5 separate regions of the Homo sapiens genome follow, and all the other regions are linked to region 1. Evidence: chromatin loops called from intact Hi-C (ENCODE). Cell type or tissue: mammary epithelial cell. All regions are shown on one strand. Each heading gives the region's core, and the rest is flanking DNA. Links, peaks and the distances in the headings are about the cores only. Region 1 has its middle 400 kb from the start of ANKRD30A. Region 2 has its middle 590 kb from the start of ANKRD30A. Region 3 has its middle 350 kb from the start of ANKRD30A. Region 4 overlaps PCAT5 (prostate cancer associated transcript 5). Region 5 has its middle 550 kb from the start of LINC02630.

Region 1 (6,508 bases), core at 703-5,702:
GAAAACCAATGATACACGTCAGAGTATTTTTAGAGTCAGGAGTATGTTTCACTGTCTTCAAGGCTGATAGATCTGAACTGCTCTGCACTGTTATTATAAACTATGCATGATTTGCCAACTGCCATCCCTGAAGTGGAAGAAGAGATACCTTGGAGCTCACTTCATACTCCTGCTGTGAGGTACACATTCTAACAGAAAGAAACTGGGCAACCCACCTGCCAGAGATGTAGAGAAACATAACAATTAAGAACATGGGGCCGGGCGGCTGGGCACGGTGGCTCATGCCTGTAATCTCAGCACTTTGGGAGGCCGAGGCGGGCAGATCACCCGAGGTTGGGAGATTGAGACCAGCCTAACCAACGTGCAGCAACCCTGTCTCTACAAAAAAAAAAAATACACAAAATTAGCAGGGCACGATGGCACATGACTGTAATCCCAGCTACACAGGAGGCTGAGGCAGGAGAATCACTTGAACCTGGGAGGCGGAGGTTGCAGTGAGCCGAGATCGCTCCATTACACCCTAGCCTTGGCAACAAGAGTGAAACTCTGTCTCAAGGAAAAGAAAAAAAAATTACGGCCAGGCACGGCGGCTTATGCCTGTAATCCCAGCACTTTGGGAGGCCGAAGTGGGCAGATCACGAGGTCAGGATCCAGACCAGCCTGACCAACATGGTGAAAACCCGTCTCTACTAAAAATACGAAAGTTAGCCGGGCTTGGTGGCACGCGCCAGTAATCCCAGCTACTCGGGAGGCTAAGGCAGGAAAATGGCTTGGACCCCGGAGGTGGAGGGTGCAGTGAGCCGAGACTGCACTATTGCACTCCAGCCTGGGCGACAGAGCAAGACTCCCTCTCAAAAGTAAATAAATAAATAAAAAATTACAAAGTAACCAATTCAGGAAACCGAGAGGAGAGGTTTGGGAGGTGGTTTAGTGAGGTAATCCACATTTTCTGATGATAAATTGTCGCTCGGTTAATTTATTAATCAGAAAGGAATAAATTGGCCTGGCGTGGTGGCTCACGCTTGTAATCCCAGGACTTTGGAAGGCTGAGCGAGGCAGATCGCTTGAGCCTAGGAGTTCCAGACCGGCCTGACCAACATGGAGAAACCCCGTCTCTACTGAAAAAAAAAAAATACAAAATTAGCAGGGCGTGGTGGCACATGACTACAGTCCCAGCTACTCGAGAGGCTGAGGCAGGAAAATGGCTTGGACCCGGGAGGCGAAGGTTGCAGTGAGCAGAGATTGCGCCCCTGCACACCAGCCTGGGTGACAGAGCAAGACTCCCTCTCAAAAAATAAATAAATAAATAAATAAATTTACAAAGTAACCAATGCAGGAAACCGAGGGGAGAAGTTTGGGAGGTGGTTTAGTGAGGTAACCCATATTGTCTGATGATAAATTGGCACACGGTCAATTTATTAATCACAAATGAATAAATCGGCGTGGTGTGCTGGCTCACGCTTGTAATTCCAGGACTTTGGAAGGCAGAGCAGGGCAGATCGCTTGAGCCTAGGAGTTCCAGATTGGCCTGACCAACATGGAAAAACCCCGTCTCTACTAAAAATAAATACACAATTAGCCGGGCATGGTGGCATATGCCTGTAATCCCAGCTACTCGGGAGGTTGAAGCAGGAGAATGGATTGGAACCGGGAGGCGGAGGTTGTAGTGAGCCAAGATTGCACCCCTGCACTCCGGCCTGGGTGACAGAGAGAGACTCCATCTCAAAAAAAAAAAAAAAAAGATTACAAAGTAACCATGTAGGAAACCGAGAGGAGAGGTTTCAGAGGTGGTTTAGTGAGGTAATCCATATTTTCTGATGATAAATTGGCGCCCAGTCAATTTATTAATTAGAAAGGAATAAATTGGCCTGGCGTGGTGGCTCACCCTTGTAATCCCAGGACTTTGGAAGGCAGAGCGGGGCAGATCGTTTGAGCCTAGGAGTTCCAGACCCGCCTGGGCAGCATGGTGAAACCCGGTTTCTTAACAGAAAAACAAAACAAAAACCCCGAAAATTAGCCAGGCATGGTGAGCCGCGCAGGTAGTCCCAGCTACTCTGAAGGCTGAGGTAAGAGGATTCCTTGAGCCCAGGAAGTCGAGGTTGCAGTGAGCTGTGATGGCACTGCTGCACTCCAGCCTGGGCGACAGAGTGAGACTCTGTCTAAAAAAAACAAAGAAAAAGAAAGTAAATAAAATTGCTAAATCAAGGAACAGCTTGACACTTTATTATACAGAGAAATAGAGGCAGCATTTAGCAGGCACCAATGTTCACTTAGTGGGAACTGCAGGTGTTCCCCGGACCGGAGGCTGCTTCTTTTCCAAAGGAAATCTATTATTGACTACCAATAAAAAAATACATTGTAGGTTTGTTACAATATACAAATGGCTAAATTTTATATATCCACGACCATATTCTAGCACAGCTCTAAGCCTTTTCATGCTCTGAAATAGCTACTATTGTTACCTCCATTGTAGAGAAAACAGATGCCAGAGGCTGTTTTGGAAGGACCGTGGAAACTGATTGACTATGAAATTGACTTGTATGTTTCGGACTTAAAGGTTTTTCCTGCTCTGCTCGTTACATTTTCACATTTTAGATAACATACCTCTTAAAATAGTGGTCCTTTTAAAATTTGGAGGGATTCCTCTTCCAATTTGAAGTTTTTTCTTGCACTAAACATTTGGTCAGACTAAGATCATCCGCGTTTTATGTCAGTTTAAGTACATTTTTAGACATTGTTCACGTAGAAATGTAAATATGAGCTTACATTGTGTGTAAAAGGAAATAATAGCTGCTTACAACCATTTTTGTCTCATAATACAAATCCAAATCAATATGTTATTGGAAATGCAGGCTGGGAGGGGAAAGAAAAGATGCAGAGAGAAAAGCCCCATCTCTGCTTGGAGTTCAGCCCTGGGTCTCTTTTCCCTTCCTCCTTCCTTCTCACAGCTGTCACAGTGACAGAAGAACACAGGGCTGCCTTTTAGTGACACCTGCTGGGACAGACCTGGCAGAAGAGATTGCAGATTTGGTTGTTTCTTGGCTGCCTCTGCCAGCCCCTGAGTCAGCACCCCACTCCATTTCATGCTGAGCTTGGACAGCTCAGGTTTAAAAAATTCCCCCTTCCCTTGGGGCAACTGCTTTCCAGCCTCCTCATCATTCCTAAAGGAGAATGACCTACATGCCAGCATGACAGAGATCCAGAAATTTATAGAAGCTTCATTGTGAGCCTAAATCCTTAACAGGGGCTCAAACTGCCAAACACCAAATGAAGAGAGAGGTTTTGCAGTAAAGCAGGAAGTCATTAAAATAATGAATCACCCGGCTGGGTTTTGAGCTCCTTTCCCACTAATTTAATGGAAAGATTTATTGTCTTCACAATTTACGCTTTCCTAAATTTTGCATAAATTTATCATTTATATCTTCACATAAGTAATTCTTTGTGTTTTATCACTGAGCAAATTCTATGTAGCAAATCAATGCTATATTTTGGCAAACTCATGTTATAGCTTAGAAAATACTACAGCATTGTAAACTGAGGGCAGCATTAAGCAAATTATATTTACCTTTGTGACCGCAAAACAATGATTCAATGCTTTTCCCATGAAATTTGTCTTTCGATATTGGTAGTGGTTTTTAAATAAAAAACATGAATTACATATCGATTAAAACTTTACTATTGTTTTTAGAAACTGTGACTTCACCAGTTATGAGCGGACTTGAAATGTGTAGTTTTTAAGTTTGGAAATCCTTTGTAGTTTCATTTACTTTTCCAGGAAGAAAGTGAGATATTTTTTGCTGCTGTTGCCTGGTTTTTGTTTGTTTTTTGACCATAAACAAAACTTAATGGAGCCCCAAATCTACTAACTCAGTCCTCCTTTGGTAACATGCCTTTTTCTGATTTCTAGACTTTAGTTGATATTTGTGACACACTAGTTCTATTATTTAAAAATTTAGAAAAGTACTACAAGAGTAAGAAGCAAAGAGCATGAGCCACCGTGCTGGGCTGCTTTTAATTTTTGATATCAATCTTTACTTTTTTTTTTTTTTTGAGACAGAATCTCGCTCTGTGGCCCAGGCCAGAGTGCAATGGTGTGATCTCGGCTCACTGCAACCTCCATCCCCAGGGTTCCAGCGATTCTCCTACCTCAGCCTCTGGAGTACCTGGGATTACGGGCAACCGCCACCACGCCTGGCTAATTTTTTTTGTATTTTAAGTAGGAACGGGGTTTCACCATATTGGCCAGGTTGGTCTTGAACTCCTGACCTCAGGTGGTCCACCTGCCTTGTGTCTTGGCCTCCCAAAAATGCTAGGATTACAGGCATGAGCCACCATGCCTGGCCTTTTGCCTATTTTTATTTTAAAATCATCTCTTCTTTTCGATGATTTTTTTTTTTTTTTTTGAGATGGAGGCTCCCTCTGTCGCCCAGGCTGGAGTGTAGTGATGTGATATCGGCTCACTACAACCTCCACCTCCCAGGGTCAAGCAGCAATTCTCCTGCCTCAGCCTCCTGAGTAGCTGGGATTACAGGCACCCACCACCATGCCCTGCAATTTTTATATTTTTAGTAGAGATGGGGTTTTACCATGTTGGCCATGCTGGTCTTGAACTCCTGACCTCAGGCGATCCAGCCACCTCGGCCTCTGAAGGTGCTGGGATTACAGGCATGAGCCACCGTGCCTGGCCCCAGATTTTATTATTCTTAAAAAGCCAATTGAGAATTCCTAGCATACTCACTTAAAAGGAAAATTTAGTTTGCTATAATATTACTCATATTTGCTATGGTGAATTCATCTCTAGAAAGGTTCTTTGTGTAATTATTTTATTATCTCTCTAATAGTTAATTCTCCACATTTTGTAATATTTTTGCACACTCACCTTGAATGGGAGGTTCTCTACATGTCTTAGTCATGTAACTAACAGAATCCACCCTCTTTCCCCACTAAGCACACTTACGTATAGTCAATAAAATATGGGCTGTGTGCGGTGGCTCACACCTGTAATCCCAGCACTTTGGGAGGCCGAGGTGGGCGGATCACGAGGTCAGGAGATCAAGACCATCCTGGCTAACACAGAGAAACCCCATCTCTACTAAAAATACAAAAAAATTAGCTGGGCATGGTGGCGGGCAACTGTAGTCCCAGCTACTCGGGAGGCTGAGGCAGGAGAATGGTGTGAACCCGGGAGGCCGAGCTTGCAGTGAGCCAAGATTGTGCCACTGCACTCCAGCCTGGGTGACAGAGCGAGACTGTCTCAAATAAAATAAAATAAAATAAAATGTCAGTTCTTCATGGATATTCTTTGAATCATCTAAATGGGGACTCTTGCTAGAAATAGTGAATCATTAATTCTTCCAACTACTGTACTCCTTTCCAATATATTGTCTTACTGATTTTTCACCTTTTCCTATTTCTATCCTTCTTGTTCTACTAACTCATCTGTCATTGGCCTTATTCTATAGCCAACCTCAAATTTCAGTCCACACTAGCTGTGAACAGCACTCAAATTGCTGTTGTATTCTTAAAATATAAATTTACTTCATAAAGCAAAAGTGAATTATGTGCATGTTACAAAAAATATTCATAGCAGAGATAAGATGGGATGGTATTTGCTGGGATGCACAGCATCATTTTTTCCAAATTAATTTCGATCAGAATTCTCTCCTCCCTACCGCCATGCATAGCTGTTCACTCACCTGTTATGAACGACATCTTAAGTTATTTTTCATCTTATCTGATCATATGACTTGAATTAAGCTCTAGATCTGCTGAGGGCAAACACCGCCATGGAATTAAATTTGCAAGAGTGAAGGAGGAGGAAGTGGGAGAAGGTGGGAAGAATCTTCAGACTAGGGTTCAGATCTTATACCTGTAGAGGGAAAGAGGGAAGGAAGGCTGATTGGGGTAGAAAGAGACTGCAGCATGGTTCCAAGAATGCTTTGGCCAGGTCAGTGGGGACTCCTCAAATTAAAGTTGGCCATTGGAGAATCTCACAACTTACTGGCAAAGTCCTCACATACAATCCTCACTGTGCTCTATGACTGTGGAAACATGACTGCTGCACAAGTGTAGAAGTGAGTCCAGAGACAGACAGGGCTAAAGGAAGGCTGTCATTGACTTATGCTGTCCAAGTCAGGATATCTGCATTGCAAATTTCCATGGTCATTAAAATCCATTATCCCCACCTCCAAATCCCAACACTGCACAGACATATTTGTCCAAACACGTTCTTCATACCAGTGCTTCCAAAATTCCCATAAGCCTCTCTTTCCCAAGGGGAATCTTAGAAAAGGAAGGTTAATGAGCCCATGCTATAGCGATTGGTCTCAGAACTGCCTTTGAATGCCCAGTTGTGAGAGGGGAACAGAGAAAGAGAGAGTATAGGAGTGGGGAGAGTGTGTGTGTGTATCAGTGTGTGTATGTGTGTGTGTGTGTGTGTGTGTGTGTGAGAGAGAGAGAGAGAGAAAGATTATCTCTGCTTCTTTTGTGGAAAAGCAGCCCTACCTCC
Region 2 (6,508 bases), core at 582-5,581, 190 kb before region 1:
ATATATAACCAACAAATCTCATATTATGATTTATTTCATAATTAGTAATTTATTTTATTTTTATGAATGTAGCATTTTTTCTTCTAAATTTATATTAAATTTAAACATGTAACTAGGGCATTAAATTGTAAATGATGTAATTCTCATTTTATCAACCCAATTGCCAGTAACAATTTATGTTAGAGCTGTTGGCTTTGTGTAGTTTTCCAAAAAAGAAAAATCCTGTTTGGTGTGCCTAGGTATGATGTCATCATTACCAAGTCATTAGTCACTTAATCAAGGCCCTCATAAAGTGTCAGCTAAGCTTTTCCAGAGCATGAGAATGGTGACTAAAAATGCCTGTTGTAGAAATATACAGTTTGTAATGTTCTAGTACAGTGTACATTGGCAATAAACCACCAGAGCACAGGGGAAGAAAGAAGACATTATGAGATGCAGAAAAATTAACTAAAATGGTGTAATACGTGAAAATGGTTCACACAGGGCCTGCTACAGACTAGACACCCAGTAGGTTTTTTAAAAATTTGTTTTCTTTTTCCTTTTTTCAAGGAATGGGAAGTGAAAGTTCTTTTGAAAAAATTGTATGTTCATTGGCAGAAATTGGTCTCATTTGATAATGTTTCACATTTTAAATAATTTGCTAATTAGTAATGCTAAAATTATCCCTACATGGTGTCAAAACGTGGAACAAAATGGAATATAAAAATTACTCATGTTTGGCCAGGCACAGTGGCTCAATACCTGTAATCCCAGCACTTTGGGAGGCCGAGGCAGGCGGATCACGAGGTCAGGAGATGGAGACTATCCTGGCTAGCACGGTGAAACCCCATCTCTACTAAAAATACAAAACAAAAATAGCCAGGCGTGGTGGCAGGCGCCTGTAGTCCCAGCTACTCGGGAGACTGAGGTGGGAGAATGGCGTGAACCCGGGAGGTGGAGCTTGCAGTGAGCTGAGATCGTGCCGCTGCACTCCAGCCTGGGCAACAGAGAGAGACTCCATCTCAAAAAAAAAAAAAAAAAAAATTACTCATGTTTAGCTAGTAAAAAGTAAAAAATTGTATATATAAGGATTTTATTTTTATGCCACTGATTATGATGTACATATAAAGTCTATCATGGGCCAGGCGTGGTGGCTCATGCCTGTAATCCTAGCACTTTGGGAGGCCAAGGCCAGTGGATCATCTGAGGTCGGGAGTTCGAGACCAACCTGGCTAACATGGCAAAACCCAGTCTCTGCTAAAAATACAAAAATTAGCCAGCCATAGTGGCTCACACCTGTAATCCCAGCCACTTGGGAGGCTGAAGGATGAGAATCACTTGAACCCGGGAGGCAGAGGTTGCAGTGAGCCAAGATCATGCCATTGCACTCCAGCCTGGGCAACAGAGTGAGACTCTGTCTCAAACAAACAAACAAAAAAGGCCAGGTGTGGTGGCTCACACCTATAATCCCAGCACTTTGGGAGGTCAAGGCAGGTGGATCATGAGGTCAGGAGTTCGAGACCAACCTGACCAACATGGTGAAACCCTGTCTCTACTAAAAATACAAAAATTAGCCAGACGTGGTGGTGCACACCTGTAGTCCCAGCTACCCGGGAGGCTGAGGCAGGATAATTACTTGAACCCCAGGGGGGTGGAGGTTGCAGTGAGCCAAGATCACACCATGGCATTCCAGCCTGGGCGACACAGCGAGACTCTGTCTCAAAAAAAAATAGTCTGTTGTGACATGGGGAACCATATAAATGGTGACAACGTTGTCATCTCATGTTAAGATCTATGAGAGGTTTGCTATACCCAGAAACATTTAGTAACATGTACACCCAATACATTAATTTACTGTATATTTTGAACCTAAGGGAAACATAGCCGTAACTGCTCCCTCAATGGGGTCAGATGCAGATTTCACTGTTCTGCTTGGCCGTGGTGGGGATCCCCTTCATTCTTCACATTTTTAGGTCCTTCTTTCTTAACAAGCACTTAAGGAAAAATAATAACCTTCAATAGGCAGAGAAGAACTGTTTTGTGGTCAAGGACATTTATGTCTTAAGTCCCTGCTTAACATCATTAATCAAATTCTCAAGGTTTATTTATGAGAAACCAGAGAATGTCAAGGGTCCAAGACTGAATCTTGATTTTTCTATTCCAAGCACCAGTTTCCTCATGAAGACTATAGTCAAAAATAAAATCTGTCTACTTGATGGTTGAATTTATTTCTGCCTAATCACCTATTCAAACACACCAACTGAGGATCTAAAATATTTGTGTGTGTGTGTGTGTGTGTGTGTGTGTGTGTCTGTAATTTTCAGTAGTCTAGAGCAACAGACCTCCATTACTTTAGCCTTCTAAACACACATTTTACTCCCTGCGAATGACTTAGTAATGGAATTGTCTGATTTAGCTGGAAACTTGGCTTTTCTCTATTCATATGCGACTTAGTGTTCCAGCAATTCTCGTTTATAACATGTTAAAACTACTGGGCAAACTTTACATGCAATGGAAAAAATTTCACGTACATCTGTGAGCCCATATACTGAGGCGGGAGGCGTGCAGATGGAGAGGTATGGAGGAAAATGTTAATTTCCATTTTTCTCTCTGGGGATGCAAGCATTTAGCCTACAGCACTGGGAGCCTCATAAGTTATTACGCTGCATGTGAGACTATTGTCCTCTTCGAAACAGTAGAGTGTCTGAGAAAGCATTAAATGCTAAAAGCAAGAGAAACTGCTTTAAAGTTATGAAATTTTAATGAGACATTTGCTGAGGCAAATGTCTGAAGAGGGTAAAAATTTTAACATTCACAGAGCTAAGAATATAATTCAGATGTTTTGGTGATAGCTGGCACAAAGAAAATAGAAACAACTTGTATCATTGACCAGCAACTGCTCGCTGGGGTGTGATTGAACTTCTTGTTGCTAAAAAATCTAATGTGAGTATGAAAGACAACTTAGTATGTTTTCCTTGATCCAGAAACATCACCATGTGGACTCAATTATATCTGTTGTGACGGGATAGGTTCTCAAAGTCCCAGTGGCCTCCAAGTGTGCTTGCTCTAAGCCGATTATCTCTGAGGTCATGGGACAGAATGGTGCCCAGACCCAAGTAAGATGCTCAAGTCACATGGCTTGCTAAATCATACAGCAAGATGCAAGGAGAAAGAGAGGAAGTAGGTTCACAAACTTAGGAAAGGGAGCTAGCAAAATGAGAAGACCATGACACCTGAATCCGGTGTTACACAACCTTCACATATCCTGTTTCTCTGACACATAACCCTGCCCTGCGGTGGTGTGGTTTCAAGGTCCAGAGCGCAGGGTGAGCAAGGGGCTTAGTAAGTGCCCTGAAGCTAGCACTCACTTCCTCCCACAGAGAGGCACATGTTCAGGGACTCCTGGCCAGCAGCTGGGGCTCACTGGAAACTGCTGAGATGCTCTGGGATTTGTCTGCATATCCTAGGTAGGAGACATATGGGGCCAGAATGGAGGTAACCAAAAATTGAGGAAGATCTAGTGCCCCATAACTACTTAATGCTTCCTTAGGCCTTTTCTCCCTTCCTATCCATGTTCAACACACTTAGGCTGAACTTACTTTTCTGAGTCTAATGATTCTCACAAGCTACTGACTATTCTGTAGTCAGCTTTATGCCCTTAATTTGTATCTCTGTGTTCTATAAAAGAATTCAATAATCTCAAATGATGTAACAATTACACTTTTTTAGGTTAAGATGTCAAAATGAATAAATCATAAAGTAAAAATGTGGATATTTCCTTTTATCATGCAAAGCTTACTACAGGAGTTTTCGCAGGTTCTTGTAGCTTTCTTGTACCTCCCAGGATTCTCCTTTGCAGCTTTTTCCCATCACAGGAGTTGTATAGCCAGGGGCTAGAAGTATAATGAGCAGCTCCCGAGATATCATAATATTTCTCTTCTGTCTGCTCTCCTCCTCCTCTTTCTTTCCAGCATCCTCTCCTCCTCTTTCTTCTCATTTTCCTTCTCCACTTTCTTTTCCTTCCTTTCCTTCCTTCTGGTTAATCCTGATTTGGAAATTTTGGGTTATATACTTGCAAATCATTTACCCATTAATCTTTTATCCAACTGTAATATATCTTACTTTATGTGAATAATAGTGAGTAGAAACTCACCAGGTACTAAACTAATTAAAGTTTTTCCCATGAATTGAGAAGCAGCTGAAATATTGACTGCAGAACACTGCTTTAATTATGGTTCCTGCCCTCTAGCATTAGGTAAGTGTTATTGAGAGTCTGTTCATTCTATTTTTGACAGGTTCAAACTTATGCAACGCTAGCTGAGGATAAAATGTACATCAAGAAAGTAAGACATGCCAAAATATGCTTAGTTTATGTTTTTATTTTATTTTTTGAGACAGAGTCTCACTCTGTCGCCCAGGCTGGAGTGCAGTGGCATGATCTCAGCTCATTGCAATCTCCACCTCCCAGGTTCATGTGATTCTCCTGCCTCAGCCTCCCGAGTAGTTGGGATTACGGGCGTGTGCCACCACACCCAGCTTTTTTTTTTTTTTTCAATATTTTTAGTAGAGACAGGGTTTCATCATGTTGGCCAGGATGGTCTCAATCTCCTGACCTTGTGATCCCCATGCCTCGGCCTCCCAAAGTGCTGGGATTACAGGTATGAGCCACCACACCTGGCTGGTTAGTTTATTAAAAGAATAAATTGAAAAAGAAGTCAAAAATATATATTCTGGGCACAATGAATTCTAGATCTATATTAACATGATCAGACAGGTTAGTTAAAATGACAGGGAAGACCAAAACATATTTGTAGGAATATGTGCTTCTCTGCCTCTTACATAGATACAGTGATTTCTCTATTAGATGTGCTAGGCTAAGGAGTATAAAAATATAAATACCATGTAGAAGTTGCAATTTATATTTTAAAAAGAGTGCTCCTCTTCTTCTCCTTTCTTTTTTTTCTTTCATTGTCTTTCTTTTTTTGTCCTATGTTTTATATTTACCCTGAACTAAAGAATGAAAGTGACATTATTACTTGGAGTCTTTTGTATTTCTCCTTTAATTTAATCTAATTTAATTTAAAATATATAATTGACAAATAAATATTGCACAAGACCTCCTTTAATTTTAAATACCCAAATATTTAAAAATGTAAGTATGAATATTTAAATGAAAAACATTTAAATTTTAACACTTAATTGAAATATTTAAAACATATTTTGAAGAGATATATGTAAGTAACAGGATCACCAACGACAGAGGAATCTGGAAAGAACTTGCATATATACAGGATAAGTATGTAAACTGTGCAATAACTTCAGCTGACTTGGAGGGTACAGCTTATTTTTATTTTTATTTTTTTGAGACAGGATATCACTTTGTCACCCAGGCTGGTGTGCATTGGTGCAATCTCTCCTCACTGCAGCCAATCTTCCCACCTCAGCTTCCCACATAGCTGGGATTACAGGCATGCGCCACCATGCCTGGCTAACTTTTGTATTTTTTGTAGAGACGGGTTCTCAATGTGTTGCCCAGGCTGGTCTTGAACTCCTGAGCTCAAGCGATCCACCTGCCTTGGCCTCCCAAAGTGCTCAGATCACAGGCATGAGCCACCATGTACGGCTGAGGGTATAACTTTTAAATACTAGTAAAACAGCCAAGATTACCTTCTCTTTTTAGATATTCTTTTTAAAATAATCATATTAGACATAAGAAAATCTGGAATTCCAGCTCCGTCAATCATTCACTAAAAACTGAGACCTTACTGTATGCCTACAAGTAAATGAATTAATTTCTCAGGGGTGAGTTGTGGGATTTTTCTCTTAAATACACATTACACGTATTTGAAAATACATTTTCAAGTATAATTAGCTCGTTTTAAATTGGCTTCTATTGGAAAAGATGATTTTTTTTTTTTGAGACGGAGCCTCGCTCTGTTGCCCAGGCTGGAGTGCAATGGCGCAAGCTCCGCCTCCTGGGTTCAAGCAATTCTCCTGCCTCACCCTCCGGAGTAGCTGGGATTACAGATGCCCGCCACCACACACGGCTAATTTTTTGTATTTTTAGTAGAGACAGGGTTTCACCGTGTTAACCAGGATGGTCTTGATCTCCTGACCTCGTGATCTGCCTGCCTAGGTCTCCCAAAGTGCTGGGATTACAGGTGTAATCTACCGCGCCTGGTTGATCTTTGTTTTTTAAAACAGAGATCATACCTCAGCCAATGAAACATCACACTTCTCAAAACTGTTTTAGTTGAGATATTAAACATGCTTATCTTAAAGCTATTATGATTGTGGTAAACAGCAGCACTCTCCCGCTCAGCTTCTTATGATTAACCAACTACAACAGAGGCTTCACATACTCATTAGCAACCACACAAAAGATTCTAATTTCTGTTTCTGGAGTAGAATGTTTAATTAAGTCACAAAAGGCACTTTGCAATTAGTAATTTTCACTCTTCTTCTTTTTTTTTTTTTTTTTTTTTTGAGACGGAGTCTCGCTCTGTTGCCCAGGCTGGAGGGCAGTGGC
Region 3 (6,508 bases), core at 691-5,690, 54 kb after region 1:
AACGTTGTCTTCTTCCAAAGAGAATTTACTGTTACTTCTGGCGAGCAGTTAGAGTAGGGGCAGGTAGCCTCAATGCTAATCAGGGCTGATCCATAGCAGGGCGTTGGAATTTTTTTTTTTTTTTTTTTTTTTTTGAGACAGTCTCGCTCTGTTGCCCAGGCTGGAGTGCAGTGGCGCGATCTCGGCTCACTGCAAGCTCCGCCTTCTGGGTTCACACCATTCTCCTGCCTCCGCCGGAGCTGCGACTACAGACGCCCACCACCACGCTTGGCTAATTTTTTGTATTTTTAGTAGAGACGGGGTTTCACCGTGTTAGCCAGGATGGTCTTGATCTCCTGACCTTGTGATCCGCCCGCCTTGGCCTCCCAAAGTGCTGGGATTACAGGCATGAGCCACCAAGCCCAGCCTCTTTCCTCTTTCTTTCACAATGTATTCGTTGTCTACTCTGTGCTGGTACCTTACATTTATTATCATATTATTTAGTAAAACCCCTCTGAAATTAAAATTACAAACGAGGAAAATAAACATGGAGACTACAAGCAACTCATCGAAATTTGCTTGTGTTCAAATAGGATACCTGAGATTAAAAACCAGAACGTGATTATTTTATTTTCTTTTTTATATTAATTCTCTCTAGTCTTTTTTCTTTTTCACTTTGTCTCTTCTCTCAGTGTTTCAGTCCCTCCTTCCCTTTCCCTTCCTTTTTTTTTTTCCCGTTTCTTTATAACAGTTAAGGAAAAGGTGTGGTCTGAAGACATTTTCAGCCTAGACTCTGACTAGCCAGAATAGCGCATGGGGTGGCCCTGTGATGATCCTCGGGCAGTCTGATGAATCAGGAAAAGGGAGGCCAGATGTGCTACACAGTTCAATGTCTGGCCCACCATCAACCCTTCTCCAGTAAGAGCCGTTTCACATGTCCCTCTCTCTCTCATATCCTACTTTCCCAATTTACCATGTATTTGTCCACTTTTTGCCATCCTCTCTTCGCCTACTTTAGTTTAACTGCCATTATCGTTTGTTTGGAACTACATCAGCCTTCTAAATGTGTCCCCATCTGCAGTTTTGCCCAACCCCAATCCATTCTCCCAACTGCAGTCAAATTAATCTTTCTAAAAGGCAAAACTTGCGTGATGTCACCTGTGTGCCAATTCAGTGGTTTTACGTATCCCTCATGGTAACACTTACCAGGGCCCTGAAGGCACATCACGGCCTACCCCATCTCTCCTGTTACGCTTTCTGCACATTTTCAATAGTGCCCTGTCATCTTCCTAATTGTATTTTGTATTTTTACATACTGTTCTCTCTCTAGAACTGGAAGGTATTTACCTTTTCCTGTTCTATCTTGGGTAATGTCTTCTATTTTTAATACCAACTTAGGCATGACCTCTTCCAAGAAGGTTTTCCTAATAACCAAAGGCAAGATTGGGTAACCTTTCTACAGGCTGCCCTAGATCTCTGTGCAGTCCATATCACCCAGCTCATTGGGTGTTGTCTTCTTTCCCATTTACTTCACTCGTATCTCATTCACCATTATACCTCACAATTAGCATGACATGTAGAGGACCTTCATTGATTGTTTATTTGGTAAATGACTATTAAATGAGTGGTATGAAAATAAATGTGCAGCAAAATACTCATAGTGTGACCTAATTATATGCAAAAAATCTGCAACAAGCACATACATGAACACATACATAAATACAAGAGAATTGGAAGACTATATAGCACACTAGTTATTATAGTTATACTAAAAATATAAGTCAACTGTACCATTCAATCAATCAATCAAATGAAGTAGATTAATCCTGCTCACAATCACATTGGTATCTATACCATATTCTAATTTTACATTACCTGGAGTTTCACATGCTTTTGCATATCACTTTCTGAAGTGGCATTGTACTACTGGGATTTGAGCCTTAATTTGATTTCATAATTTACATTCTACAATTACATGTTAGGTTACTATCATGTTCTTAGCACTTGACTAGGTGCTGCAGTAAAAAGAGATGATTTTACAACTGTTTTTGAATTGCTTGCAAACTTTCGGAGAGAAATAATATTAATAGATAGATAAAATTTAGAATTTTTCTACCAGGAGCTGCATGCAGTTTTATGTAAAATATTAAGAAGTTGGACTTCATATATTTTTAATGCCTCTCCCATTCTGCTTCTGACCCTGCAGCAGTTTCTTCTGATGTAATGTAGATATTTTGGGGCATATAATCCCACACTTAAAAAGAGCCTGAAAGGACTTTAGGGAGGTAATAAACCATTGTTTGCCTGAAGGTCTCCTTCAACATTATCACTAAGTGGCTACATTTTCCAGACTTGAACTCTTTCAGTTACAGGAAGTCAGTGCTTCTCAAGAGTTTCCCACTTTGTGCCTCTCCTGTGTTTTCCAATCACATTGTCAAGAATAAGTGCAATTCTTCTTCCCTTATTGACCAGTGACTGTCTGAAGCTTGCTATTTTGTTACCTCTGAATCTTTGCTTTTTACTGCTATTTAAAAATCCCTGATGTAGACAGGGATTAGTCCATTTATAGGGTTGGCTTTTTGGAATCATATACAAGTGTATTTATCTCCACAATAATTTTTTTCTTCTGGGATTTTTGTCTGTTCTCACTCACAAAAATATTTTATTGGTTTCTAATGATCATATGTAATTGTGTGTGTGTGTGTGTGCACGCGCACACATGAATGTATGAATATTTGTAGTGAGTTTGTGGTAAAAGCATTTTGGAAATATTACATTTTTACTCTATTAATTTGATGACAACGTAATGCAATCCTGTTTATGTTACAATGTGCTATTTGATTTAAAGTTTGAAAAAAGAGGCAATTGGGAACAATTACTCAACAAACTTACTGTGAAAATTGGCTCTTTTTTTCCTATTACTGTGCTTCAGAAATGCTTCTCTTCCTAAGATCCAGTGGAAGTTCAGAAACTGGGAGATAATTGTGTCCTTGGTAGGGACAGAGTGACACCGTGTGGAATAAAACAGAACAGAGCTACCCCATGAGGCAACACATGCTCTCCCCAGAAGAGCACAACTGGAAACAAACCAGCTTTTCAAGTAACTCACCTATTTTTTTCCTAAATTTGCCTTAAATTACTTATTGAAAATGTGAACCAGCAGCAAAGAGAAAAAGCTCACCAAGATGGCACATGCAATTAGAGTGGAATTCATAACATTTTATAAGAAGTATTTTATATTCTACATTAAAAATAAGCTTATTTATTTGCTGTATATCTTATCTTTTAGAAAGATGCTTGTTCATTTAAATGGGCTTACCAAATATTAATCGAATAAAAAATGGTTTGTTATTTGTTTATTCATTATATAAACCATTTCCAAAGAAGAGGTTTCCCTCCCTCCCTTCCTTCCTCCCTCCCTCCCTTCTTTCCTTCCTTCCTTCCTTCTTTCTTTACCTTATGAGGCTCTAAAAAAAAACTTACAACTCAATGGCAATTCAAATGTCTTTAACTCGATTCTTTAAAGAAGAGTGCCTGGAACTAGATAACATGATGAGCCACTGCCATAAACAGCAAAGCTAACAGATGCATACCAATAAGGTTTGCACAATTATTTAATATATTTTGTCATAGTATGAGTCGTTGGAGGAACAAGAGATGTTTGACACAGAAAAGTGTCAATACATTTTAGTTATGTTATGTTTTTATTAACGTTTTCAGGCCTTTAATAAAAAAGAGGGTCGATTTATTCTGTGATTAACAGATAGTACTTATGGGGGTGAAACATTTTAGCAAGTTACAAGAAGTAAATTTTACACACGAAGAAGACCTGTGTGAAATTTAAGTGGTCTGCTCCATCCAATGCCAACTCTAATTAATTGCTAATAGCTGCCTTGAGTACTATGCCTCTAAGGATCTGAGGTCATGTTCTGGCTCAGTGGGTAGTTCTATATTTGAATAGTAAGGCTGGCTTGTGCACAAAGGTGAAGGAATTGGGGCGTATATATCGGGTGTTACCCTTTCTGGCCGAGAGAATACTTGATAGAAATGGGCTTCAGTGGAAAAACTAAGGGACAGAATAGCTTCAGTTTTAGCTTGGCCACGTACATTGTGTAAATTTTCCAAGCCTATTTTCTTCATCTCTAAGCATAGCGCAATAATCTTTATATGGTTGTTATGGACATTTAAGATGTAAAATAACGTGTCTAAAGCAACTAATGCAGAAATGCTTATAAACGATCTTGTGATATGTACTAATAAGTGATAACTATCATTACTCCCTTGTTCTTTTTTTTTTGTTAATTGGGATCATACCTTTAACATACATTTTCTAAAAGTAAATTCTACTTTCTCTTTGAATTACAGTGATTTTCTTGTATGCTTATGGTTATTAGGCATAGGTAAAAATTTTGTAATAAATAAAGATGAAGAGATCTAAGAAGGAAAAATGGAACCACAACATTATAGTATTAGAGAAGCCATCAGAAGAAAGTTTCAAGAGAATGGTCAATATTATAAAATGCTGCAGAGGACCATGAAGGAAAAAGACTAAAATGATGGGGACTTGATAATTGGAAATAACTGATAATCCCAGAGAATGAAATTGCTATTGTGAAATATATGGGAGGTAGAATGTGATTCACCGAGGACATAATGAGTAAGGAGAACATGATATGATAAAATATTAAAAGACTTTTTCCTAGGTTTTCTATCAGAAGCTTTTCTGTTGCACTGGCATGAAGAAGATATTTGGAGAAGAAAATATAAAATAAAATATATGATTAAATTAATTATTTCAGTTACCACACAAAGCTCAGATCAATTCCCCTAATTTTTTGATGAATGCAAAACGATCTATATCTATATGTCTTTTCTGATCTGAAATTGGAAAACATGTTTTTATTAAGAAATTTGTTTTTTTTTTTGAGATGGAGTCTCACTCTGTCACCCAGGCTGGAGTGCAGTGGCGCGATCTCAGCTCACTGCAAGCTCCGCCTCCCGGGTTCATGCCATTCTCCTACCTCAGCCTCCCGAGTAGCTGGGACTACAGGCACCCGCCACCATGCCTGGCTAATATTTTTTGTATTTTTTAGTAGAGACAGGGTTTCACCGTGTTAGCCAGGATGGTTGCGATCTCCTGACCTCAAGATCTGCCCGCCTTGGCCTCCCAAGGTGCTGGGATTACAGGAGTGAGCCACTGCGCCCGGCCAAAAACATTTTTTTAAAAGAACAACTGTAGAGGTGCAGATATTTCTATCAGTTCTCCCGTAATTGCAACTGGCACCTTTTATATGAGAGGAACTCAGGAGAGACTATTTTGAGACCTTATCAGCCTTCCTACAGTTGTGTAATGCTGGAACAATGTGTTTGGGGACCTGCTGTCAGGCACCAGCAATATAGAGGTGGGGAGAGAAAAACAGAAGAAAGTTAAGGGCAGAGTACTTATCGTATGTGCATACTATATTGTTGAAGCTAGGTAGCACAGGGTTGGTATGGAGGGGAAAAGACATTACAAGTGCACTGATACATGTCATCCTTTCTCTTTTCCTTTTTCTCCTTTTTGAGACAGAGTCTCGCTCTGTTGCTCAGGCTTGAGAGCAGTGACACAATCTCGGCTCACTGCAGACTCCACCTCCCAGGTTCAAGTGATTCTCATGCCTCAGCCTCCCACGTCCATTTTATTTATTTTCCAATTTTATTTTTAAGCTTTTATTCAAGTTTTTAGTTTATCATGGTGGAAAGAGAGATAGAAAATAGTTTCAAAGCGAGACCGTGTATGGTGGCTCACGCCTGTAATCCCACCACTTTGGGAGGGTGAGGCGGGCAGATCACCTGAGGTCACGAGTTCGAGACCAGCCTGACCAACATGGTGAAACCCTGTCTCTATTAAAAATACAAAAAAAAAAAAAAAAAATTAGCCGAGCGTGGTGGCACATGCCTGTAATCCCAGCTAGTTGGGAGGCTGAGGCAGGAGAATCGGATGAACCTGGGAGAAGGAGGTTGCAGTGAGCCAAGATCATGCATTGCACTCCAGCCTGGGTGACGAGCAAAACTCCATCTCAAAAAAAAAAAAAAAAATTGTAAATTCTTTAATATCTAAGAGATTTGCTTTCATCTTTGCAAGAAATTTTAGATAATTGTTGATATCATTTTAGTACCCTTTACATAGTGGGGACATACTTATAAAACAAAGACACAGTGAGAAAAATATTAGAATGGTTGATAAGTAACTTACTGTTGCTATCACTAAAATATTCATGATAGTAATTGTTTAATTTACTGAATGTCTTGCACCAGGTCTACTCAGCATCATACAAACATTGTACTTAGAGAATGAATTATTTATTTAATCCTTATAAAATTATTCCGAGACAGATAACAAGTAAGGAAATTGAAGCTCAGCATGGTAGAGAAACTTCCCCATGTTCAGATGGTTTTTAAGTGGTAGTGCTGAGATTCAAACCCACTTCTGTTTGATTCTGAAACACAACTACTGGGCACTGTAATACACTGTGTTCTGGACATGTTA
Region 4 (6,508 bases), core at 834-5,833, 940 kb before region 1:
ATTCATGTTGGATTTAGAGCCCGCACTTATGACTTCATCTTAACAATTTCATCTACAAAGACTCCATTTACAAATAAGGTCACATTTTGAGGTCCTGGTGTGTCTGGAGTTTGTTCCTTCTGGTGGGTTCGTGGTCTCACTTCAGGAATGAAGCCACGGACCTTCGCAGTGAGTGTTACAGCTCTTAAAGGTGATGTGGACCCAAAGAGTGAGCAACAAAGAGATTTATTGTGGAGAGCAAAAGAACAAAGATTCCACAGCATGGAAGGGGACCCAAGCTGGTTACCACTGCTGGCTGCGGTGACAAGCTTTTATTCCCTTATTTGTCCCCATGCACGTCCTGCTGATTGGTCCATTTTACACAGTGCTGCTGATCGGTCCATTTTACAGAGCACTGATTGGTCCATTTTACAAACGTCTAGCTAGCCACAGAATGCTGATTGGTGCATTTTACAATCCTAACTACAGAGTACTGATGCATTTTACAATCCTCTTGTAAGACAGAAAAGTTCTCCAAGTCCCCACTTGACCCAGGAAGTCCAGCTGGCTTCACTTCTCACTGGGGTTTGGACTTCAATATGTCTTTTAGGTGGAGGGCTGGGACACAATTCATCCCACAACCGTGAGACTTAGTGCAACTCACAGCACTGGTCACAGAGAACACTGGCTCTCTGAGCACAGGTTTTTCCCTAAGACAAAGAGCCATGCATATGGAGTCATTTACTTCAAAGATCGGAGGAGAACTCAATGAAATTGAGAAAAAAGAACAATACAAGTGAGGAACAAAATGAAACAGATGAAGAAAATTGATGGATTCCTAGCTTGACTATGAAAAGAAAAGGTCCAAATAAACATAATCAGAAATTCAAAAGGAGACATTACAAATGATACCACAGAAATACAACAGATCATCAGAGACTACTAGAAACAACAATATGCCCACAAACTAGAAAACATAGAGGAAATGGATAAATTCCTGGAAACATACAACTTCCCAACATTAAACCAGGAAGAAATAGAAATCCTGAAGAGACCAGTAACAAATAGTGAGCTTGAATCAATAAAAAGTCTCCCAGCAACAACAAAAAGCCCAAGAGCAGATGAGTTTACAGCCAAATTCTACCAAACATACAAAGAAGAGCTGGTACCAATCCTCCTGAAACTCTACCTCAGATTTAACCATCAGTTAAGTGTATCACCTTTCCTAGGAACAAAGTGATCAAAGACTTACAGAGAAATGAGGAATGTCAGCCAGTGGAGGTCCACCTTCTGCAGTGAAAATCAGGAAGAAAGAGGAATCGTGCTCCCTGCTATGAGCTGAAAGTTTATGTCCTCCCAAAATTAATACATTGAAACCTAGTCTCCCATGCAATGGTATTTAAGAGGTGCAGCCTTTGGGAGGGGATTAGGTCACAAGGGTTCCACTCTCCTGAATGGGATCAATGCCTTTATAAGAGAAGCTTTAGGAAACCTGTTTGCCCCTTCTGTCATGTGAGCACATAGCAAGTAGGTGCCATCTATGAAGCAGAGAACCCTCATCAAACACGGAATCTGCTGGTGCCTTGATCTTGGACTTCCCAACCTCCAGAACTGTGAACAATACATTTCTGTTATGTATTATCCAGTCTAAGGTATTTAGTTATAGCAGCTGGAATGGACTAAGACACCTCCCATTATTCCATTTTAGTATCCATTGAATATTCAGTTTAACACATTAATGGTAGCTTGTTTTCAGGGCATTGCCTTTGTCATAAACTTTAGAAGTATAGTTTCTTTTTTGTGGGGATGCTTTGCATTTTGCTTGCAACTCACATTCCTAGAGAAAAGAGAACAGTATTTCCCCAGCTATCCCGGCACATGTTTTGGACAAACTTCTCAACCTCCTGTTTCTAGTATTGGAAGTCCTCCAGGGAACGCCCTCTGGTGGGCGTCTCATTCTGACTTCGACCTGGGCTCCATCTTACAACATCTTAATTCTATGCAGAACCACCTTGATCAGATTCCTCTATAACACTACTTAATAGTTTTCCATTCGAGTTCTCCTCATAAGCATTAAAAAACCAATCTCTCTGGAATTGTTCTGAACTTCTAATCCTCTAAGCCTCCTTTCTATGGTTAGAGAATATGAGAATCTGTTTTGGGGAGGCTTGGGGTGGCTGCTTCCTACAAAATTAACAAGTCTGATGAAGATGGTGGTGAGAATCATTATTCTATTATAGTTCAGTTGGCATCAGTGAAGGCAGGGGCCATGAATCCACTGCAAGGGGCTCATGAAATATGCTTGGCTGCTTCAGATTTTTCTTTGGAGCTCACAACTTGTAAGTGTCCTCCTGGGTTAATGATAGGAGATTCTTCATCTGTCCTGGGAGAAGAAAGATTGAGTTGGGGACAGTGATTTGGATTTTTAATTCTTTGGCTTGAAGTCAAATTTTGGTGCAAATACATTACATGAAAGAGGTAATGCTATGAAAAATTATCTATTATTAGCTAGACGTGAATTTGTTTCTAAAATGAGACCCATGGACTCTGGAGCTGGGAGAAAGAACCAGACAACTGGTAAGCATGGGTCCTGCCAGGTGGGGCAGACTTGTGGAAGTCCCTGTTCATTGGGAGGAAGCATTAGGAGAGCTCTGAGAGATGAAGAGGGAGTGACAAAAGGAAGGAGAGCAAAAAAAGAGAGGCAGAAGAAACACCAAAACCAAATGTTTCCTCTTTAAAAATGTTTGCTTCGGTCAGGCACTGTGACTTATGCCTGTAATCCCCGCACTTTGGAAGGCTGAGGAGAGAGGATCACTTGAGGCCAGGAGTTTGAGACCAGCCCGGGCAACATAGCGAGACCCCTGTCTATAAAAAAACTTAGAAAAATTATCCAGGCCGGGTGCGGTGGCTCACACCTGTAATCCCAGCACTTTGGGAGGCCGAGACTGGCAGATCACAAGGTCAGGAGATTGAGACCACCCTGGCTAACACGGTGAAACCCTGTTTCTACTAAAAATACAAAAAAAAAAAAAAAAAAAAAAAAGAGCTGGGCATGGTAGCGGGTGCCTGTAGTCCCAGCTACTCGGGAGGCTGAGGCAGGAGAATGGTGTAAGTCCAGGAGGTGGAGCTTGCAGTGAGCCGAGATCATGCCATTGCACTCCAGCCTGGGCAACAGAGAGAGACTCCATCTCAAAAAAAAAAAAAAATTATCCAGGTGTGGTGGCACATACCTGTAGTCCTAGCTACTCAGGAAGCTGAGGTGGGAGGATCACTTGAGCCTAGGAGGTTGAGGCTGCAGTGAGCCATGATCATGCCACTGCACTCCAACCTGAGTGACAGAGCAAGACACTGTCTCAAAAAAAAAAAAAAAAAAAAAAAAAAAGCATGCTTGAACAAACCCTGTGAGAAAAGATTACACTCTCTTAACTGGGTCAGTATTTGTACGAATGAAGAATTCTTCTGTGTTTGCAGAAAGGGGAGACAAAGAAAGTCAGCCTTTGTTTTAACTTACTGTGATGCCAATCAGGTGAGGTGGAACTCAGGCTGTCAAGGCAGACTGATTTTTATTTGCAGGGGTGTTTCATTTTGCACAATATGATAGTGCAAATACTCATTGCACAATAGTTCGCATAATGTTCTCAATAAAAATAATTTTTAATTGCTTTAGGAGACATTCAAATAAATGTTACGGTGAGTGGAGTTTTGATGAATCACACACTCTTTTGTCATTGCATTGCAGTTAAGTGAATAATCACTTTCCTGCTTCTGCTCCACAAATCTTGATGGCCTGAGGTCTGGTGTGCTGAGTGAGTCCCACCTGCATGGACCCCTATTGTGCATGGTAAACGTGCTGTGCACAGTCAGCCGAAGTTCTAGTTCGGCAGGTCAGAGTCATGTGAAACAACTCTCGAGTTTCTCATACAATCAGAGCTAACTGCTGCCTGATGAAACAGGCAAATGCAGTGGGAGGAATACATCATAATTCCCCTTCCAAATCTGTCTGAATAAACATTTGCACAACGGCTGATCAAGGCTCTGTGTGTTAACTATCACGTCCAGTGCTGACAATTTATACAACTTCTTCGTGAAGATTCTCCTGGTGAACCTTTCATTTTTGCAGTTCATGCTATGACATTACTAGGAAGTACTGTTTGTGTTTGCAAAATACAGCTACATGCTTGCATCCATTCATGTTTATTTATATAGATGCTCTTAGCACCAGGCTAACAGCAGGTTTGACAGAAGGATAGGAACTTTTCTGCTGAAGACATACCACAGATGCCATGACTTGAAAGAACCCCATTGTTTCTTTCTTTGCCTGAACATAGCCAAGCAAGAAGGTTTTTTGGGAAAACAGTAACATGAAGAACATGGATAAAGTTAATCTACAACCTGAGACCATTACAGCCAGGAAATGGAGGTGAATTTTAAATCTTGTTGGCAGTTATTCTGTCTTTATACCTGTAATTACTTCCCTTCCTTCCCATCCTTTCTTCCCCGACCGCCCCCCCGCCCACAAAGATGGTGCCAGTGGGAGTAGAGTTGGGAACAAGGTTTAATATTGTGATTTTAAATTATTATCCTTAAAGTCACTTTGCTACCAGGTTTCCTTGGGTGTTGAATTCACATCACTTTTGTTTAAAAACGTTGGTTTTCTTTTTGTTATTTTTTCCGTCTATTGCTCCTTTGTTCTTCTGGGTGTATTTAAATCTGGAAATCTTCCTCTCAAAGGGGCTAACATTATGAAGAGTGGGAAGACTTCCACAATGAGCAAACCCTGAACTCTACCAAATCACAAATCTCATTCCCAGGTGATTAGTGATTTGGTGGAGCTCAGTGTTCATTATAAAGTTATTCATAAGCAATCATGATCATTTCCAGAGAAAAAGACAATGATTAATTTCATGGCCCCATATGTAATCGTGACTACTTTCAGGCATTTAACAATGATCAATTACCCATTCTCTGTTAATTAAGAGCTTAATCTTCCCACTCATGTAATGTGAACAATGGTGCACTGTTCCAAGCTGCCTATTATATTTCCTCAGGACAAAGACCAAAGTGATTGGTCATGGAACGCTCAGGGCTGTCACACTGGATTTCCTGCCTCTCCAGCCGAACACAGTAGGCACAGTTCAGTATTAACAGACTCATGTTTTCTATGAGCTAGGATGATGTCCTTGCCCCGTAAAGCCAACGTTGAACACATTTTATCTTTTAGCCTCAACATCATCACTCTTTTTTATATTTTTACAAATATGCATAGTGAATAAGAGAAGAATAAGGGAGGGAAGAGAAGAAGAATAATGTTCCCAACACAAAGAACAGATAAATGTTTGAGGTGATGGAAATCCCAGTTACTCTGATTTAATCATCACACATTATATACAGGTATCAAAATAGCACGTGTACTCCTAATATGCACACAACTATTAGGTATCAATTAAAAAGAGAAGAAATGTCTCAAATACCAAGTTTCTTGCTACCTAGGTTAATGCTTCATTTCCCTGCTGCCTTCTCCAAAAACAGCATCTCATCACCTGTATTCTTTCCTGTGTTGAGCCTCTGGGTTGCGGGGGACCCACCATGGTCTCTGCATGGCCACTTCCACAGAGGCTGTCACTTTGCTCCCCTCCTCTTCCAGAATCCCTGCATTTGAATGGCACGTTAGACTGACTAGTCACTGTTATAGTCATCTACAACCCCAGGGCCCTTCCGCTGCTCGCTGTTGGTTTTTGCAATATGACCATTGCCTTAACTCTTGGTGACTTAAATACCCACATACTGTACATAAGCTGGTCTCTCTATTCCCTGACCTATTCTCCAAAGATCTTATTCTAGACACCACTTCAGTCCCCCATTCCACAGTCACACTGGAATAGCTACAAAGTCTATATTTCCATTGCAAACATCCTGGGCTCCAGCTGCAGCCTCCTTCCCCTGTCACTCACTTCCTTCACTGCCCTGTCCGCAATGATGCTTTGACCTGCCTCCACCCCTTAACTGTGTCCAGAAAAAACCACATGCCCAGGCTTACTGCTCTAAGTCTCTTTCATCACCCTGCGCTTCCAGGGGGACTTGAGTGCACGTGGCAGCCAGGCTCCATCTCTATGGTCCACTCAGTGCTCCTGGCCCTTGCCCATGACTCACTGTCCTTTCTGCCCTCTTGCACCTTCTTCACTCAGTTGATGATCTTCCTTCCTTCCATCTAACAGAGAAAGCAAAGGTGATCAGAACAGAACTTCCACCTGCTCTCCTCATTTTGTCTGCCCACCTATCTGAAATCTAGGTGGAGGTTCCCAAATCTCAATTCTTGACTCCCTGCACCTGAACGCTCAACACCAAGTGCAAGCTGCCAAGACTTAAGGCTTGCGCCTTCTGAAGCCGTGGCCCGAGCTCTATGCTGGCCCTTTTCAGCTAGAGCTGGAGCAGCTGGGACACAGAGTACCAAGTCCCTAGGCTGCACACAGCATGGGGACCCTGGGCTCAACCTATGAAACCACTTTTTCCTCCTAGGCCTCAGGGCCTG
Region 5 (6,508 bases), core at 568-5,567, 270 kb before region 1:
TCTTCTGACCACATTCTCTGTAACTCTGTCAGTTGATAGCAATCAGTATTTAGGATACATTAAGAGCATGGCAGAACCAATAATTTTTTTTCTTTTGCAGTTGAATTGGAAATTCATGCTTTTAATTGTGTTTTCAGAGATAACTTGAGGTTTTGCGTTTTGGGGGTTTTGATTGTTCCTTAAAAGAAGGGGGTGGATATTTTAGAGCAAGAGTTACTTTTGTTTTCACAAAAGACACAAATCTTATTTCATTGCTTTGTTTTTCCCCCAGGAGTTAGGTTAAAGGTTATCTCCCTAAAAACTTCAGACTGGTCATTTGGCTCCGTGCTAAGTAAATAACTTTGTTCTGAGGTCTTAACTTAGTTTAGGTAAACCCAGCAGCAGTTAGGGCTCTGGTGTTTTCATGTGCATAAACTGCACCTCAGAGGAAGTTAATGCATAGTATTGCTGGAATCTGTGGAAAATCTGACTTTTTAATTCTCTATATGTATAACGTGCTTGTTAGGCCATTTAGCTGAAAACGCATCAGCAGAGCTCAAAATAGAAATACGTATATCTAATTATGTGCATAAACAATAAGCCAAGATTGCAACATCTGGTACTTTTGCAATCATGAATACCTGGCTTTAGGCTTCCCAGCATGGGGGATCGTTTTGGTCAAGGGCACAATGACACTCCCTGGGTTCGGATAATAGGGGTGTGAAAGGAGATGCAAATAGGCCTGTTCATTCCCGTCATCGGGACTCCAGAGGCTGATTTTCTAGTTCATGGTTTTATCCTCGTTTTTTTTTTCTTCCTATCTTTAGTACAATGAACTTCTGTATTTTTTCATTGCTTGTCTTTCTAAACCAAGTTGGTGTTGAGGGGGTGGTGTAGTGACCCTTTCATATTATAATTCTTTGTTTTTTGGGGTTATTTATGTTTCTTGTCAATGTTTACCTTCTCCCTCTAATTATTCCTTTGCAGGATCATGCATTTATAAGGCTGGACAGGAATTTAAGGGGCCACCTTGGGAAAAAGAACTGAACGTGTGCTGAGCAGCTACCATGAGCTGGGGCTCTTTCACCTGCTCTCTGGGTGAACTCCCAGCCCTCAAGTCTTTGGACTTGGACAATCTGTAGCTGGAAAGAAACACAACCACAGTCCAACCCATTCTTCAGTTATATTCAAGAGGCCAAGCAAGGTGAAATCATTTACCCACGTTTCTATACCTTCTTTGCTGGTGCTAAGTGGGGATGGAGAGTGAAACCAAAAACTAAAGCCATGATAAGAACAATAAAGACAAACTGTTCCTCTGAAAGAACAAACGTTTTTGTAATCGCAGACACATTTCTTTAGCTGCTGTATAAGCCAAATACTGTTTTTCCTCTCAATAGACATTTGACAGTTGTTCTTACATAGATGTCCATGCATGTTGTTTCGTCAAATATCCACATAGAATCTGCCACAGCGCTGTGTTCCCACACCCCAACACACACAGTCCAGTGTGTTTGGTATTAGAATTCTTCGAACTGTGGGCTAAGGACATTGTTTGGAATGATTTGGATTCCAATCGGTGTTCTGCCCACTGGACGAGACTGCTCTGAGACAGTGTGGGAGGTGAGCCCAATATCAGACAGTGAGAAAGCCACTCACGTCTGGCCTCTGCTTGGTGAGCTAGAGGAAGCTGCGTAAGTGAGTGGGAAGAAATAATGAATTGCTTGCAGGAAAGTATGTGAGAATCCACTGAACAAGAGGCGGTGCTAATCAACACAGGGACTCTGACACTGTTTTAAAACAGATGCTTCCAGACTCCGAGAGGAAGGAGGGAGGACAGAATGTCTTAAATTTCTTTCGAGCCCTTCTGTTTTCTAAACAATGAAATAAAATAAAAAAAAAAAAGAATGTGGGTAAAATAGCTTCCACCCACATGATACCATAGACATAGCAATACTATATTTCCTAGTGTTATTTTGGATTAATAAACTCTCTTCTACTGTAAATTGTTTATAATTTTGTCCTCATTTTTTTCTAAACTATCCATAAAATTTCCATTTCTCTTAATTCAAGATTCAACTAACCAGTCTAGAAGAATTTCTCCAACATTTCAAGTTGTCTTTGACCACAATTTCCTTTTGACACTTAAACATATGTACTCTCTTTTTAAAAAATGCCTTTTTTTCTTATCTCTGTCTATCCCTCTAAACCCTCCTAAATAAATAATTTGGGGGTACATTGTACTTATTTTTTTCCTTTTAGCTACACCTGCTGAAATGGGATAAATTTTACTTCTCCTATTGCACTTTCTTTCTTTCTTTCTTTCTTTTTTTTTTTTTTTTTTTTGAGATGGAGTCTCTCTCTGTCGCCCAGGCTGGAGTGCAGTGGCGTGATCTTGGCTCGCTGAATGCTTTGCCTCCCAGGTTCACTCCATTCTCCTGCCTCAGCCTCCCTAGTAGCTGGGACTACAGGCGCCTGCCATTACGCCCGGCTAATTTTTTGTATTTTTTTTAGTAGAGACAGGGTTTCACCATGGTAGCCAGGATGGTCTTGATCTCCTGACCTTGTGATCCACCCGTCTCGGCTGAGATTACAGGCATGAGCCACCGCGCCCGGCCTGCACTTTCATTTTAAAATATGTTAGTGATTTGAGATCTGTGTTCATATTTATCTCTACATCTAGGTTGTAATAACCTTGAGGGCAAATGCCTCGACAGACCTTAATCCCCTGCATTTCTGTACCCAAGACTGCATGCAGTGCCTCTGTGTAATATCATGGCAGTGTATGTTGCAGACCAGATGAGGTCTTGGTTAATTAAATATTTTCATATGAGTAACTCATCTTTTCAGTGAGATCATAAACTCTGCAAGAGCTGTGCACTTGACTCCCTCTGGTACTTGACAAATGGTAGGTATTTAAGCGAAACATGAATCAGTTGAAATAAGACAGTGGGTAAGAATCTGTGTGGAACATATGCTAGCATCCTGCTATTCCTACACATTAGTACCATATGTACTACTTGCTAGATGCTGCCTTAAGTAGTTTTCAGGCATTACCTGATTTGTTTCTCCTACCCTAAAGTATAGGTATAATTACTATTCCTATTGATAAGCAACAAAATTAAGGCACAGTAAGGTAAGCAAATTGCCCAAGTTCATATTACTCAGAACTAGTAGAACTGGTATCTCACCCAAGTTTTCTTTCTCCAAGATCAAGCCATTATTCAGTAATACTCTAAGTCAGGGGTCCCCAACCCTGGACAAGGAAGGGCCTGTTAAGAAGCAGGCTGCATAGCAGGAGGTGAGTGGCAGCCAAGGGATCAAAGCTTCATCTGTATTTTACAGTTGGTCCCCATTGGTCGAATTACTGCCTGAGCTCTGCCTCCTGTCAGACCAGTGGCAGCATTAGATTCTCATAGGAACATGAGCCCTATTGTGAACTGCACATGTGAGGGATCTAGGCTGCATGCTCCTTATGAGAATCTAATGCCTAATGATCTGTCACTGTCTCCCATCACCTCCAGATGGGACCATCTAGTTGCAGGAAAACAAGCTCAGGGCTCCTACCTATTCTACATTATGGTGAGTTGTGAAATTATTTAATTATTTATTACAATGTAATAATAATAGAAATAAAGTGCAAAATAAATGTAATATGCTCAAATCATCCCAAAACCATCCCCCGCCCATGGATGGAAAAATTATCTTCCACAAAACCAGTCCCTGGTGCCAAAAAGTTTGGGGACTGCTGCTCTAAATAATTTATGCCCTATATTACTTGATAATAAATATTTATTTTTTCATTAAGTTAAAATCTGCAGACAAATATTCTTCCTCTTTAGGACATAGTTGTGTGAGTTTGGACAAACGCATACACTCATGTGATCATCAAAAAATGAAGATAAACAATAGTTTATCAACAAAAAAAAAACCCCAGGTTGCTTTAAAGTCAACACTTCCCTGGCAACCACTGATCTTTTCTCTATACTTATGGTTTTGCATATTTCAAAACTGAATTATATAATATGTGGTCTTTTGAATCTGACATACTTCACTTACAGTAATCACTTCAGAATTCATCCATGTTGTGGCTTGTATCAGTAGTTTATTCCTTTTGTTGCTGAATTCCATTGTGTGGATATATCACAGCTTCTGCAGTCACCGGCTGATGCGTGACTGAGTCGTTTCCAGTTTTTGTTGATTCTGAATCAAGCCAATTTAAAGATTCGCATACAAGTATTTGTGTTAACATAAGTTTTTATTTTAGTTGGAATGATACCTAGGAGAAAGGTTGCTGGGTCATGTGATAATTATATGTTTAGCTTTCTGAGAACTTCCCAATTCTTTTGTGAACTTGCTGTACCATTTTGCATTTTTACCAGAAATATATGTCTCCATTGTCTCCAAATCCTAACTGGTATTTGGTACTGTCATTTTTTTTTTTAGTTTATCCTTTTGAATAATTTTATAATTTTAGATTTTCCATTTAAATTTATAATTCACTTTGAATTTTATTAATTTTAAAAATGCAATGCATCAAATTATTTGCTTGTTTTGCATATGAATTTTCAATTGTTCTAGCACTGTTTGTTAAAAAGATTATACTTTCTCCATTTAATAGTCTTTTACCTTTGTCAAAAATCAATTGACCATAGATGTGTGAGTGTTTTTCTGTACATTCTATTCCAGGGGCAGCAAGCTATTTTTTTTTTTCCTTTTGTAAAAGGTCCAGAAAATAAATATTTTAGGCTTTGTGGACCACATAATGTTTGTTTGTAACTACTTAATTCTCTTTACCACAAAAGCAGCTATAGAAAATATACAATTGAATAAGTGCACCTGTGTTGCTAGGCTGAATTTGGCCCCAGGAGCTATGGTTTGCTGATCCTGGCTCTATTATATTCCATTTATTTATATGTCCACTCTTAGGCTAATACCATGCCTTTTAGATTGGTGTAGTTCTGTAATAAGTCTTGAGATTAGGTATAACAAATCCTCCAACTTTGTTACAATTTTTTTTGACTATTTGCCTTTCTACATAAATTTTACACACAGCCTGTTGATTTCTACAACAAATCCTGCTGGGATTTTAATTGGAATTGTGTTGAATCTATAAATCAATTTAGAGACAATTAATATCTCAGCAAATTTGAGTTTGAATTCTTCCAACTAATAAGCATGATATATCTCTCTTTTTAATTTTTTTCATCTTTATTGATTTCTTTCATTAGTGTTTTATAGTTTTCAGTGCATATACTTTGAACATATTTTGTTAGATTTATACCTAATTTTTTTGTGTGTAATTTTAAAATTTTCATTTTCAATTGTTCATTGCTAGCAGATATAAATGTGATTTAGATTTGCATATTGACCCTATTTCATGTGACCTGGTAAGTTTGCACAATAGTTCTCATAGCTTGTTTATAGATTTTTTAGAATGTTCTACATAATTATGTCATATGAAAATTGTTTTAATTTTACTTATTTATTCTATATTCATTTTATTATTTTTGTTTGTTTGTTTGTTTTGAGACAGAGTCTTGCTCTGTGACCCGGGCTGGAGTGCAGTGGTGCAATCTCTGCTCACTGCAAGCTCCGCCTCCAGGGTTCACACCATTCTCCTGCCTCAGACTCCTGAGTAGCTGGGACTACAGGCGCCCACCACCATGCCCAGCTAATTTTTTGTGTTTTTAGTAGAGACAGGGTTTCACCATGTTAGCCAGGATGGTCTCGATCTCCTGACCTCGTGATCCGCCTGCCTCAGCCTCCCAAAGTGCTGGGATTACAAATGTGAGCCACCATGCCCAGCTTATTTTATAAGTTTTTTTATTGCACTGGCTAAGACCTTCAACATGATGTTAATGGGAGTAGTAAGAGTGGACAGCTTTATCTTCTTAATCTTAGGGAGAAAGAATTCAGTCTTCCACCATGCAGTATGATGTTAGCTATAACTTTTTTTGTAGACTCATTTTTTCTTAAGGAAGTATTCTTCTATTTCCAGATTGTTAAAGAGTTTTTATCATGGATACATGCTGAACTCTGTCAAGTATTTTTTCTATATCTATGTGGATGCTCACATGTTTTTCCTTCTTCATTAGGTTGATAAGACGAATTACATTAATTTTTAAATGTTGAACTAGTCTTTTATTCCCTGGATAAGCCCTGCTTGGAATAATGTATTATCCTTTTTCATGTTACTAGGTTTGACAAACTACAATGTTGTTGAGGATTTTTGTTGATTGTCTGAATCTCATTTCGTTGTCCTAGTCAGATAGAAAGGCTTTCTTTCCCATCCTCCCTTCCAGTTATTTTGGGACCATGTGATTAATTCTGGCCAATTAGACAGAAGGAGGAATGCTCTTTCAAAGTTGAGGCATGAGTTTTCTTTCCCTCTTTCATCTTCTGCCAGAGTGATTATGTTGATAATGTGAAGACTGAAGATGGAAACAGACTCAATTCTTGAGTTACTACTCAGAAGAGAGCTTCCCTGGAGAATCCTTGGACCTGCAACACAGTTGGGGGTGAATGGATA

What was found. Peaks named below come from ENCODE experiments on the same cell type or tissue, not always from the same donor. Only the 100,000 strongest peaks of a DNase experiment are listed, where the experiment ranks them.
Region 2: a loop joins it to region 1, with 3 times the contacts of the local background. A loop is called at or near these places in 2 of 110 quality-filtered maps.
Region 3: it touches region 1 in a loop (7-fold over the local background); 4 of 110 quality-filtered maps call a loop at or near these places.
Region 4: a loop joins it to region 1, with 15 times the contacts of the local background. A loop is called at or near these places in 3 of 110 quality-filtered maps.
Region 5: a loop joins it to region 1, with 5 times the contacts of the local background. A loop is called at or near these places in 2 of 110 quality-filtered maps.

The regions. Positions count from the first base shown.
Region 1 is chr10:36,722,681-36,729,188 of GRCh38, forward strand. No RefSeq gene overlaps it. Among named protein-coding and RNA genes, the nearest start is that of ANKRD30A, 400 kb to the right of the region's middle. RefSeq lists an enhancer at 2,766-3,281. In mammary epithelial cell, for the core only: a CTCF peak has its summit at 2,989 (motif pointing left); a DNase peak (open chromatin) is centred at 3,111; H3K27ac peaks cover 963 bases.
Region 2 is chr10:36,531,538-36,538,045 of GRCh38, forward strand. No RefSeq gene overlaps it. Among named protein-coding and RNA genes, the nearest start is that of ANKRD30A, 590 kb to the right of the region's middle. In mammary epithelial cell, for the core only: no CTCF peak of the experiment used is centred there; a DNase peak (open chromatin) is centred at 3,294; H3K27ac peaks cover 1,999 bases.
Region 3 is chr10:36,776,445-36,782,952 of GRCh38, forward strand. No RefSeq gene overlaps it. Among named protein-coding and RNA genes, the nearest start is that of ANKRD30A, 350 kb to the right of the region's middle. In mammary epithelial cell, for the core only: a CTCF peak has its summit at 2,994; a DNase peak (open chromatin) is centred at 2,997.
Region 4 is chr10:35,779,902-35,786,409 of GRCh38, forward strand. The region is part of intron 1 of PCAT5 (prostate cancer associated transcript 5); the gene reads left to right. Among named protein-coding and RNA genes, the nearest start is that of PCAT5, 4.9 kb to the left of the region's middle. RefSeq lists an enhancer at 3,443-5,462. In mammary epithelial cell, for the core only: a CTCF peak has its summit at 1,965 (motif pointing left); DNase peaks (open chromatin) are centred at 3,680 and 5,040; H3K27ac peaks cover 1,576 bases.
Region 5 is chr10:36,448,928-36,455,435 of GRCh38, forward strand. No RefSeq gene overlaps it. Among named protein-coding and RNA genes, the nearest start is that of LINC02630, 550 kb to the left of the region's middle. RefSeq lists enhancers at 13-551, 552-1,090. In mammary epithelial cell, for the core only: no CTCF peak of the experiment used is centred there; no DNase peak of the experiment used is centred there; H3K27ac peaks cover 828 bases.